Linked DNA regions of Mus musculus: region 2 is linked to region 1. Evidence: chromatin loops called from intact Hi-C (ENCODE). Cell type or tissue: heart. All regions are shown on one strand. Each heading gives the region's core, and the rest is flanking DNA. Links, peaks and the distances in the headings are about the cores only.

Region 1 (5,384 bases), core at 105-5,104:
TGAATTAGCAAGCAATTGGGAGCCAACCAGATGTCCACCAGTAGGGAGTTCATAGAATAAACACTGCATGCATGGGCTCCAGGCTTGAAGCCCCTTTAATAGCAAAGACAAATATCACTTACTGTGATTGATTTAAAGTGATCATCACCAACCATTTCCTTTGAGAATCATCAAATGTTGATATACACACAGATTTGAGTTTTGCATAATATCATTAACATTAACCATGGTGTGCTTTGTCTGCATCACCTCCAACCAATGAGAGTGAGTTCAGACCTGGATTCTTATTGAGAAGAGAACCATGAGTGACTCTAATCTAAGGATCTCAGACTTGTTTTCACTGGGAAGGGTTCTTCATATCTTAAAAGCCAGCACTTGTGAATGACAGAAACTGTTGCTGATGTTGCATGCTTGCTGATGCTGACTCTACAGCTTTCTGTAGTTGCTGTTAACAGCAGGAGGTCAAGGCAGGGCAGATGAGGGCTCAGAGCAGCACTTATTCATGCTCTGATATCTGCTTCATTGTTTCCTCACAGTGACCCACGATCTACACAGCCTCTGGAAAACTCACATTTCCTGTGTCATCAGAGTTAAAGAAACCTACAGGAAGAGTTGCTTTTAATAGGATGGAACAAATGTGAAATTTGATACTTGTAAGGTATTGATTGGCTTTTCCTTCTCTGACTTCTGTATCTTTTTAATGAAAACATGGAAATTCGAGTATAACCAGAATTTGTGAAATTTCCTAGTAATAATTCAAAATTTTATTAATATTTTAAAATAACCTTATATTACAAGTTATTTAATTCTCATTGAAATGTCACAAAATTAAAACCAAAAAATTTTGAAAGTGTATTGACATTTTTACAAGAGACTGCTATCATCTGTGAAAGGAACATAGGTCATGTTGCATAAAAAGGTTCTCTTTACCTTGTCTAATCTTGGTGTGTACTTTGTATTTGATTTGCAATTACATATTCTTTTTTCCAGTAAAAATGATTACAGGTCCCATGATGGTCCTGTGACTTGACATATGTCCTAGTTTCATTTCTGTTGCTTTGATGAGACCCTAGGAAAGAAAGGAACTTAGGAAAGAAAGGGTTTATTTTTAGGTCACAATTCCAGGTTATAATTTACAACAGCAGGAGAGTCAACAGGGCAGAAACCTTCTCTAGTTTTTTCATAGTTTGTGGACCAAACCTAGGGAATGAGGCCACTCAAACTGGGATGAACCTTCTCACATCAGTTAATTTAATCAAGATGATCTCCCCCAAAAGATGTGCCTATAGGCCAACTTGATCTAGGCAATCCTTCACAGAGACTCTCTTCCCAGATGATTCTAGATTGCATCAAGTTGACAGTTAAAAGTGATCATCTTCTCTCTCTCTCTCTCTCTCTCTCTCTCTCTCTCTCTCTCCCTCCCTCCCTCCCTCCCTCCCTCTCCCTCCCCCTCCCCCTCCCTCCCTCTCCCTCCCCCTCCCTCCCTCTCCCTCTCCTCCCCCTCCCTCTCCCTCTCCTTCTCCCTCTCCCTCTCCCTCTCTCCCTCTTCCCTTTCCCTCTCTCCCTCCTCCCTTTCCCTCTCTCCCTCCTCCCTTTCCCTCTCTCCCTCCTCCCTTTCCCTCTCTCCCTCCTCCCTTTCCCTCTCTCCCTCCTCCCTCCTCCCTCTCTCCCTCCTCCCTCCTCCCTCTCCCCTCACCCCTCTCCCCTCTCAACTCTCTCCTCTCCCTCTCTTTCTCTCTGTGTGTTGGTTGTGGGATGTTTGCTTTTCTATCTCATTATCAAACACAGCCAAGTGTTTTGGTATGGATTATGAATTGGATGTCAGATATATCGTGTATGAATGGAAGTCACCAAAGTTGAAAATAGAGTAAAAAATAATAATAACCCCTACACTACAAACTGCATCAATTAGAATGCGTATACTTACTATTAGCAAGACACTAATCTAACATCTATAAGTAGTAAATATTCAGAGCCATTTCGACCACAGAAACTCTCTGCAGTATCCTTTATTCTCATGAAATTGAAAATGTCATGCTGAATTAAAGGTAGTAGGAATAAAGAAGTCAGAATCTTAAGCTAAATACTGTCTGTAGGTACCACCTACCTAGTGATGGAAATTTAAAAAGAGAACCAAAAGTATCAAGTTACTTCCACATAGTGGAACTGGGTAAGTGACATTTTAGAATATATATAGGCAAGTGCATCAATATTTTTTCTTATCTGTTCAGGCTATCATAAAACAGAAGGCTTATAATCATGGAGACATATCTGAGATAGTTTTAGAGGCTGGAAGGTCAAATACAAAGTTTCTCTCTGGTTCAGTGATAAGAGACTACTTCCTGACACCACCCAGTAATAGTACTTTGTTAACATGCCTGAAAAGGGGGACAAGGTGTGTGTGTGTGTGTGTGTGTGTGTGTGTGTGATACCTTATGTGTAAGGACACCGATAGCTTACAGGAGGGCTCCAACTACTACAAGTCTCCCATCTGGTATTAGGTTTCAATGTGCTCATTTGGGGATAGAGGATAAAATTTACAATGTTTGATATCTAATTAAAAAAAAATTACCAGACTTTCAAAATGCAGCAAATTGAAAACCATAAAAAATATATATAAATGCCAATTAATCAAAACTGACCCTGAGCTGATGAAGTTTGTTTCCATTGACTTGAATTACTCTTACTTGAGCTGTGGCTCATAACTGTGCCTTCATGTTCTCTCATTTTACCTATTAGAGATGTCTTCTTTTGAATTCACAAACAACAATTTCTTGTGAAACCTACCAAAAATTTTCCAGATAGATGAAGTAGCAGAAGAGTTTTTTCAGGACACTTCTTTTTGCCATTTTGTCTGGAAGTCTTCATTCATGTCTATGCTCTATAAATAATTCATTCTTTGAAACTCTTGAAGGACAAAAATTTATCATGAACCTTTAGGAAACTAAAGCCTCCCATCTCTCTGGTATGGTCAAAGATAACCAACAAGAGGAAGCTGTGAGAAATGTGTGTTAAGAAAAACCACTAGATGGAGCAATGTTTTCATATTTAGTAAGCATTGCAAGACAGGGAGGGAATCCTGTGGGCACACAGCAGGATACATGGGCTCTCCTCCTTGTCTTTCCCCCTGCCTCCCTTACTGAAGATCTTGTGAAAAGCACTGTGTTGAAGACAACTTTGCTTTCCTTCACATGAAACACAGCCTTTGTAGCTTTTTAATGTTTATTTTTTTCCCACATTAACTCTATGATAGTGTCTGAGTATTTTCGAAAGCAGACTTTATGATGAATTCTGGTGCTTGCTTTCATCTTTCTTTTTTTTAATTAATTTATTTATTGAGTTTATCCTCCAGTATTAGCCCACCTCTGCTCCCCATCCATACTCCCCCCTCCACAGCTCTTCCTTCCGTTCCCCCTCCACTTCTTCTTTGAGAAAGGAGACCCCCAACACTGGGTATTAACCCCCCCCACACACACACACACACATCAGTCATTGTAAGACTAGGTGTATTCTCTCTCACTGAAGCCAGACAAAGTTAGGATAATGGAATCCACAGATAATAAATTCAGGGACTCCACGGGAAGAACAACAGAGTCCACTAACTTGGGCCCTTGGGAGTTCAAAAGAAGGAACCAACCAAAAAGTGAGTATGGACTGAACCTAACTCCCTCCCCTGCCCATATGTAGCAGATGTGCAGCTTGATCTTCATGTGGGTTCCCAACAACTAGAGCAGGGGCTATCTCTGAAACTGTTGTCTATGTGCCTGTGGATCATATTCCCCTAACATGGCCAACTTGTCTGGCTTCAGTAGCAGAGAATGTGCTTAGTACTGCAAAGACTTTATGTGCTGGGAAGGGGGAAAAGGAGAGGTGTGGTGTGTGAGGGCACGAGGAGGGAGGGATGATGGGGTACTGGGAGGAGAGCGGGTCAGACATTGGGATATAAAGTGAATAAATAAATTCACTTTATAAAAGACAAAAAAGAAAGAAAAAGAAAAGAAAGGGCTCCTCCAGAAAGCATGACCTAAAGGTATACTTGAAAAATAGTAGCCATCAGCCAAATATGAGGAAGAAATTAATGAAACTTTAATACAGGTTATGACCATTCATATAAAACAAATCTGGTGCTTAGCACACTCCAGTTTCAGATATTTTTTAACCACATCCACAATAAGAAATATATATTTTGTGGTATTTACAAATGTATCATATACACACATAACTGAAGCAAGACTTACCTGATAGACCTGAGCAGGGTGTACCCCTTAAGAACAGTACTTGCGAAGCAGAGGCAAGAAGACCCTGAGTTCTCTCTTTGATTTTAAAAGTATTGGTTGCACCTCGTACCAGAGAAAAAATATAGAGAGTAAAAATTATAGAAACAAAAATAGATTATAGTAAAATACCATGAACAACTGAAGACAAATTTCTTTTTTAAAAAAATATTTTTATTAGGTATTTTCCTCATTTACATTTCCAATATTATTCCAAAAGTCCCCCATACCCTCCCCCCACTCCTCTAGCCACCCACTCCCACTTTTTGGACCTGGCATTCCCCTATACTGGGACATTTAAAGTTTGCAAGTCCAATGGCCTCTCTTTCCAATGATGGCCAACTAGGCCATCTTTTGATACATATGCAGCTAGACACAAGAGCTCCGGGGTACTGGTTAGTTCATAATGTTGTTCCACCTATAGGGTTGCAGATCCCTTTAGCTCCTTGGCTACTTTCTCTAGCTCCTTCATTGGGGGCCCTGTGATCCATCCAATAGCTGACTGTGAGCATCCACTTCTATGATTGCTAGGCCCCGGCGTAGTCTCACAAGAGAGAGCTATATCAGGGTCCTTTCAGCAAAATCTTGCTAGTGTATGCAATGGTATCAGCGTTTAGAAGCTGATTATGAGATGGATCCCTGGATATGGCAGTCTTTAGATGGTCCATCCTTTCGTCTCAATTCCAAACTTTGTCTCTGTAACTCCTTCCATGGGTGTTTTATTCCCAATTCTAAGAAGGGGCAAAGTGTCCACACTTTGGTCTTTGTTCTTCTTGAGTTTCATACGTTTCGCAAATTGTATCTTATATCTTCGGTATCCTAAGTTTCTGGGCTAATATCCACTTATCAGTGAGTACATATTGTGTGAGTTCCTTTGTGATTGGGTTACCTCACTCAGGATGATGCCCTCTAGGTCCATCCATTTGCCTAGGAATTTCATAAATTCATTCTTTTTAATAGCTGAGTAGTACTCCATTGTGTAAATATACCACATTTTCTGTATCCATTCCTCTGTTGAGGGGCATCTGGGTTCTTTCCAGCTTTTGGCTATTATAAATAAGGCTGCTATGAACATAGTGGAGCATGTGTCCTTCTTACCAGTTGGAACAT
Region 2 (5,384 bases), core at 121-5,120, 400 kb after region 1:
TGGTTCCAGAAGGCACTGTGCAAGCTTCCAAAGCAGCAAGCTCACAAATACTCATGTGGCCAGCTGTGATGCTGTGAATGGCAACAATGACCAGCATGGCATAATAACCCTAATGGTATACTGGTGGCATACATACCTTGGTGTCAGACAATAGACATCTAATTGTACTTAAAGTCTGCCTAATACATTATGCCTGGAATGGAAATTATGCCAGCTACCCAAAGCTAGTGAAGTCATCGATCTTGAAGGCGAACCTGCAGCTACCATTTTGCTATATCATCATAGTCCCTAATTACATTCTAAATATTTGTCCTTATATCTACAGATGAGTGTAGTCCTCTCCAATAAAGAAATCTTCCTTTTGGAACAGACAGAGACCATTTATGAAAACTACAACTCATCAAACTGCAGAGGTGTGGAGTCTAGTTCTCCCTGCTCCATTTATCTTCAAGTGCTCCAGTACCTGAAGGCCAGGAATCACTGGGAGTGATGACAGAGGTTCTAAGAGATGGAGGATTAAGGAGTTCTCTGTGAGACTGTGTCTTCTAGAAATGTCAGAAGTTACACCTGTAAAGTCTCACCAGCCTGAACCAAACAAGGATGGAACCAATGGACTTGCTAACATGGACACAAAAACACAACATGCATTAGCTTTCTTGAGCCAGAAAAGCCCCTTCAACGTCTTCCTGTTCCAAGAAGCCTTTTAGAATAGGAAGGCCTTGATAAGATATTGAGACAGTCAAGATAATATTCATTTCCTCCTTCCAAGGTCCTCTTTACCTGCTATCAATTCAAGAATCTGAAGACGCTCTCTGGATGAAATCAAAGGCCAGGTGATTCTAAGACCTGCTTCCCTGACAGCGTTTTCCTCCCTACCTTTCCTTATATTTTTCTTCCAGAACAAAAGAAAGTCAAGTGTTGGCATGGATTAAATATGAAACTGAGCAAGTGCCAGTCACATCTATTACAACCCAATAACACAATTTGGGGTTATCATGGCAGTGCTGAACCTGCAGCTCTCAGTGTAGAGTACAATCTGGCAGAGCACGGGTGCCATCATGGAAACAGAAGCCTGTGGGGGTGGACATCTCCGCCCCCAAGAACATCCTGAATTTATTTGAACTCTTTAAAAATGCCTATCTGCAGTTCCAGGTGAGCTTAGAAGGAGCATTTTTGTGATCCACTTAGGAAGGGTTTACAGGCTGTGGTCAGTTGGAGCTTGTCTTAAAGCCTGCTTGTTATAGCACACCCACCTTTTTCACTTAGCCTATAGCTTTATGTAAGGAGGCTAAGGGAAACTGTCCACTTGCTTCCATCAATAGCTTTTGCACCATCGCTGAACCCACTACCATATTGCCCGCAGGTCTTGGATGTTCACACCGTCGTACCATCCTGTACCGCTGTTTCTCAGCCAGATGGGAGATACATATGACCAATAAACTCAGTTTTACTTGGTCAGTGAGAAAAGTGAATTCTGGGGACTATTAGTCACAGAAGGACATGGGGACACATAAAAGAGTGAAAAAACAGGATTCCTGTGTTGACTGTTTTGGTCATATAGGGAAGAGTCTACATTCTAACCAAGAATTTAATGTATCGTGTCTAGTTCCCCTTTACGGAGAGCACATTTCAAAAATTCAAAGTTCCATCTGTTATGTGTCAACATTGTATACCGTACACTGTGTGTTTTATCAAAGGCAGCTTTGCCATGGTGTGGGCAGAGTTATATTTTTGGAATGTGTTTGTAACCCAGAGCAGCAGAAAAAGAACTCAGCCCTCTAGGCCCAATCCCAGTGCTGCCTGTATTTGTGTTCCTCTAGCAACTGATGTTTCTGATTGATTTGTTTGACTAGAGGATGGGGTGAGGGTTGACAGGTAAGGGCAGCTGAATAAACACGGTGAAGGACCTTTTGCACATCAGATCAATTTCCTGAGATGAATGCAAAGTTCTGACGCTCACTGCAGCAGCTGGACTAACCCTGACACCTCCAGAGTTGTTCATTTGAGGGCTGGTGTGCTAGGGCAGCAGCCCAGGCCTGGATCCTCCTGTCTATCCATATTCACCTGTTTCCAGAGTCGCCCTCTGCTGGCCATTTGTCAAGTTCTTGTAGCCTTGTTCCTAATTGTTTGGCTTCCAGACCAGGCTAGAAAACACAAAGGGAGACACAAATTGTCTACCGTGTGCTGTTCTTCTCAGTGTCTTGTCCTAAACAATGTGTCCAAGATCAGTGCCCCAAGGGCTGAGGACCAAACATGTTGCCAGGAGATGACACAAAGGAAAGGATTCTCACCTGATTCCCACCTTTCCTCAATTGCTTTCTGGATTGGGCAGGGCTGGTCCTGAGATTGCTGCTATGAGGATCAAATTGCTGCTTCTAAAGTGCCCCAGACTTTCCTTACACTGGAGACCATGACATGGGTCTTGAAAGAGCTCCTGTCCCAGTGGGTGTGGGGGAGGGAATCACTGAATGACTTCCTTCTGATGAACAGGTTTAGTACAAAAGGAGATCTATTGAGACGGCTATGAGAATAGCCATCACAGACATTTGGCGTACCAAGCTGATTTCTGTGGAGTAGAGAAAGGGTCACTGTGCATTGAGAGTCCAAGATCAAAAGCAGTGCTGATTGACACGAAGCACAGGCGATGGATCAGCATGGATGAGGACAATTCAGCTGAAGCTTAGTTTGGAAAGATCAAAAAGATTCTACAAAGAGGATAGTGGACCAGGCCCATAGAAACACTTTACTTAGAGAGGGCTGGGGAGAAGAGCTGGCTTTGGCTAAATTAAGGCTGAAGCTAGGTCTGGGCATACTGGTTTGGAGCCAAATTGGCTAACCTTCTCTGACTTATTAGTATTCTTATCAGTGAACTGTATCAACCAGTCTGCAGTGGACGTGCACTAATTGACAAGTTATGCAGAACCAGTATGAGAGTGACAGGATGTGGCAGGGAGAAGATTGGGCAGGCCAGACACTAGGTTTCTTTCTCTTGCTCTTTTGAAACAGCTCCCGTTAGAGGAGCTGGATCTGATGACAGGCTTCTACCACAGCTACTGGGGGAGGAATGAGGTCTCTGTCTGTCTTCCTGCTTATAGATGAGGAGGGTATTTTTGTGATTATTCACAAAAAACACAAGCCAGCTATCACCATATTTGGAAGTCACACTGAAGCAGGCCTATTTTGTAGTTTCACCTCATGTACCCTGAGCTTGACAGAGAAATTTAGAGCTGAATTTTAAGAGTTATTTTAGGAATGAGACTCCAGCTTCTGTCTTTTCTGGTTGCAATCTCATCTGCTTTATCCCCCAAATATTTTTATTGGAGAAAGTGCAGTCTGAGAATTTCCTGGCCCCAAAGGGAATAGATATGATAACATGAAACTGTGTTTTATTTTTTAGTTTTTTTTTTTTTTTAAACATTTCTGAGGAGATAGTTCAAAGCCACTAGCTGGTGTCTACAGTGGACTCACAGCATTGCTGCATTCCTGAAATTCTCTAAGAAGCCACCACTTTAAATCCTCCACCAGCAACCACCATGTTCCTATTGGAGCCGACTCTAGGCCCAAACAAGAGAATCACTTCTAGGGATTAAAAGAACCCCAATTAAGTTTGCATTAGTGAAAGCAATTTAACTTGAGGTCATGTTAAATCAGGCCACTACTGCTAAATGAGCGCAATGGAATTTGCTTTGGTGGCTCCTCAGAGCAGAGCTTGGAGTGGGAGCTGAGGGAGTGGGGGATGGGTAGAGCAGGGAGAGCTGAGAAGTCTTTCCCGTGCTTCAGAACACTGGAGGGTTTTTAACAATTTATTTATTTGTTCACTTTCCATTCCTATCAAGGCCTCCCTGTTGTTTCTTTCCTCCCAATCCCACCCTTACAAGCCCCTCCACCATTACCCTCTCCCCTTTTCCTCAGAGAAGGGGAAGCCCCCTTGGGTACCACCCAACTCTGGCACATCCAGTCATAGTAGGACTAAGCACATCCTCTCCCACTAGGGCCCAACCAGACAGTCCAGTTAGGGGAAAGGGATCCAATGGCAGGCAACAGAGTCAGAGACAGCCTCCACTCCAATTATTAGGTGACCCACATGAAGACCAAGCTGAATATCTGCTACAAACGTGTGTGTTGGGGTGGGGGGAGGGTAGGTACAACCCCTGTATGCTCTTTGATTGTTAGATTAGTCTCTGTGAGCCCACGTGAGCCCAGGTTAGTTGACTTTGTAGGTCTTCTTGCGGTGTCCTTCACTCCTCTGTTTCACTCAAGTCTATTCCCCACTCTTCCACAAGACTCACCGAGCTCTGCCTCATGTTTGGGTATAAGTCTCCTCTTCTGTTTGAATCCCTTGCTGGATGATACCTCTCAGGAGACCATTATGCTAGGTTCCTGTCTGTAAGCATAGTAGAGTATCATTAATAGTATCAGGGATTAGTTCTTTTACATGGGGTATGACTCAAGTTGGGCCAGTTATCACTTGACCATTCCCTCAATCTCTGCTCCATTTTTATCCACAGAGGGTGGTAACTTTAGTTCCCAAGTGCCGCACTAGTAGAAATCTCAGCTAGGGTTACATCCATAGACTTGCCAGAGCCTCCCCTGTCCCAGGTCTTCAGCTACTCCTAGAGATAGATGCCCCTCATCTCTTGTTGTTCTCACTCCCAGCCCTCTCCCATATCACCTCTCCCCACACCTGATCCCCATTCCACCGCTTCTCCCACTCAGTTCGCTCCCTCTATCCTCCTCCCATGACTGTTTTGCTTCTCCTTCTGTATTCAGTTTTATAGTAAGGTCTTTGATACACTTGGACTTGAGCTTTGTACAGGATGATAAATATGAGTCTATTTTAATTCTTCTATATGCAGACATCCATTTAGGTCAGCACCATTTGTTGAAAGTGTTTTCTTTTGTCTACTGGTTTTGATATTTTTGTCAAAATTCAAGCGTTTATAGGTATATAGGTTTATTTATGGTCTTTGATCTTATTGCATTAATTATCTTGTCTGGTTTTATGTCAATACCATGTGGTCTTTATTACTATTGTACTATAGTATAACTTGAAATCGGGGTTGGAAATACCAGTTGAATTTCTTTGTATAGGATTGTCTTAGCTATCCTGGCTTTTGTTATTTTTGTTCTTATTATTGTTTTGTTTTGTATTTGTTTTTCATGTAAAGTCAAGAATTGCTCTTTCAAGGTTTATAAAGAATTGTGTTGTAAATTTGATGGAAATTGCATTGAATCTGTAGATTGCTTTTGGTAAGATGACCATTTTTGCTATGTTAATACTTCTGACTCATGAACATAGAAAATCTTTCTATCCTCTGATATCTTCCTCAATTTCTTTCTTCAGAGACTTGAAGTTCTTGTCATACAGGTCTCTTGCTTGGTAA

What was found. A loop is a pair of places that touch in the nucleus more often than their neighbours do. Peaks named below come from ENCODE experiments on the same cell type or tissue, not always from the same donor. Only the 100,000 strongest peaks of a DNase experiment are listed, where the experiment ranks them.
Region 2: it touches region 1 in a loop (8-fold over the local background); 3 of 42 quality-filtered maps call a loop at or near these places.

Annotation. Positions count from the first base shown.
Region 1 is chr15:61,094,270-61,099,653 of GRCm38, reverse strand. No RefSeq gene overlaps it. Among named protein-coding and RNA genes, the nearest start is that of Gm38563, 60 kb to the left of the region's middle. In heart, for the core only: a CTCF peak has its summit at 3,014 (motif pointing right); no DNase peak of the experiment used is centred there.
Region 2 is chr15:60,690,622-60,696,005 of GRCm38, reverse strand. No RefSeq gene overlaps it. Among named protein-coding and RNA genes, the nearest start is that of Gm23835, 11 kb to the left of the region's middle. In heart, for the core only: a CTCF peak has its summit at 2,089 (motif pointing left); no DNase peak of the experiment used is centred there; H3K27ac peaks cover 1,700 bases.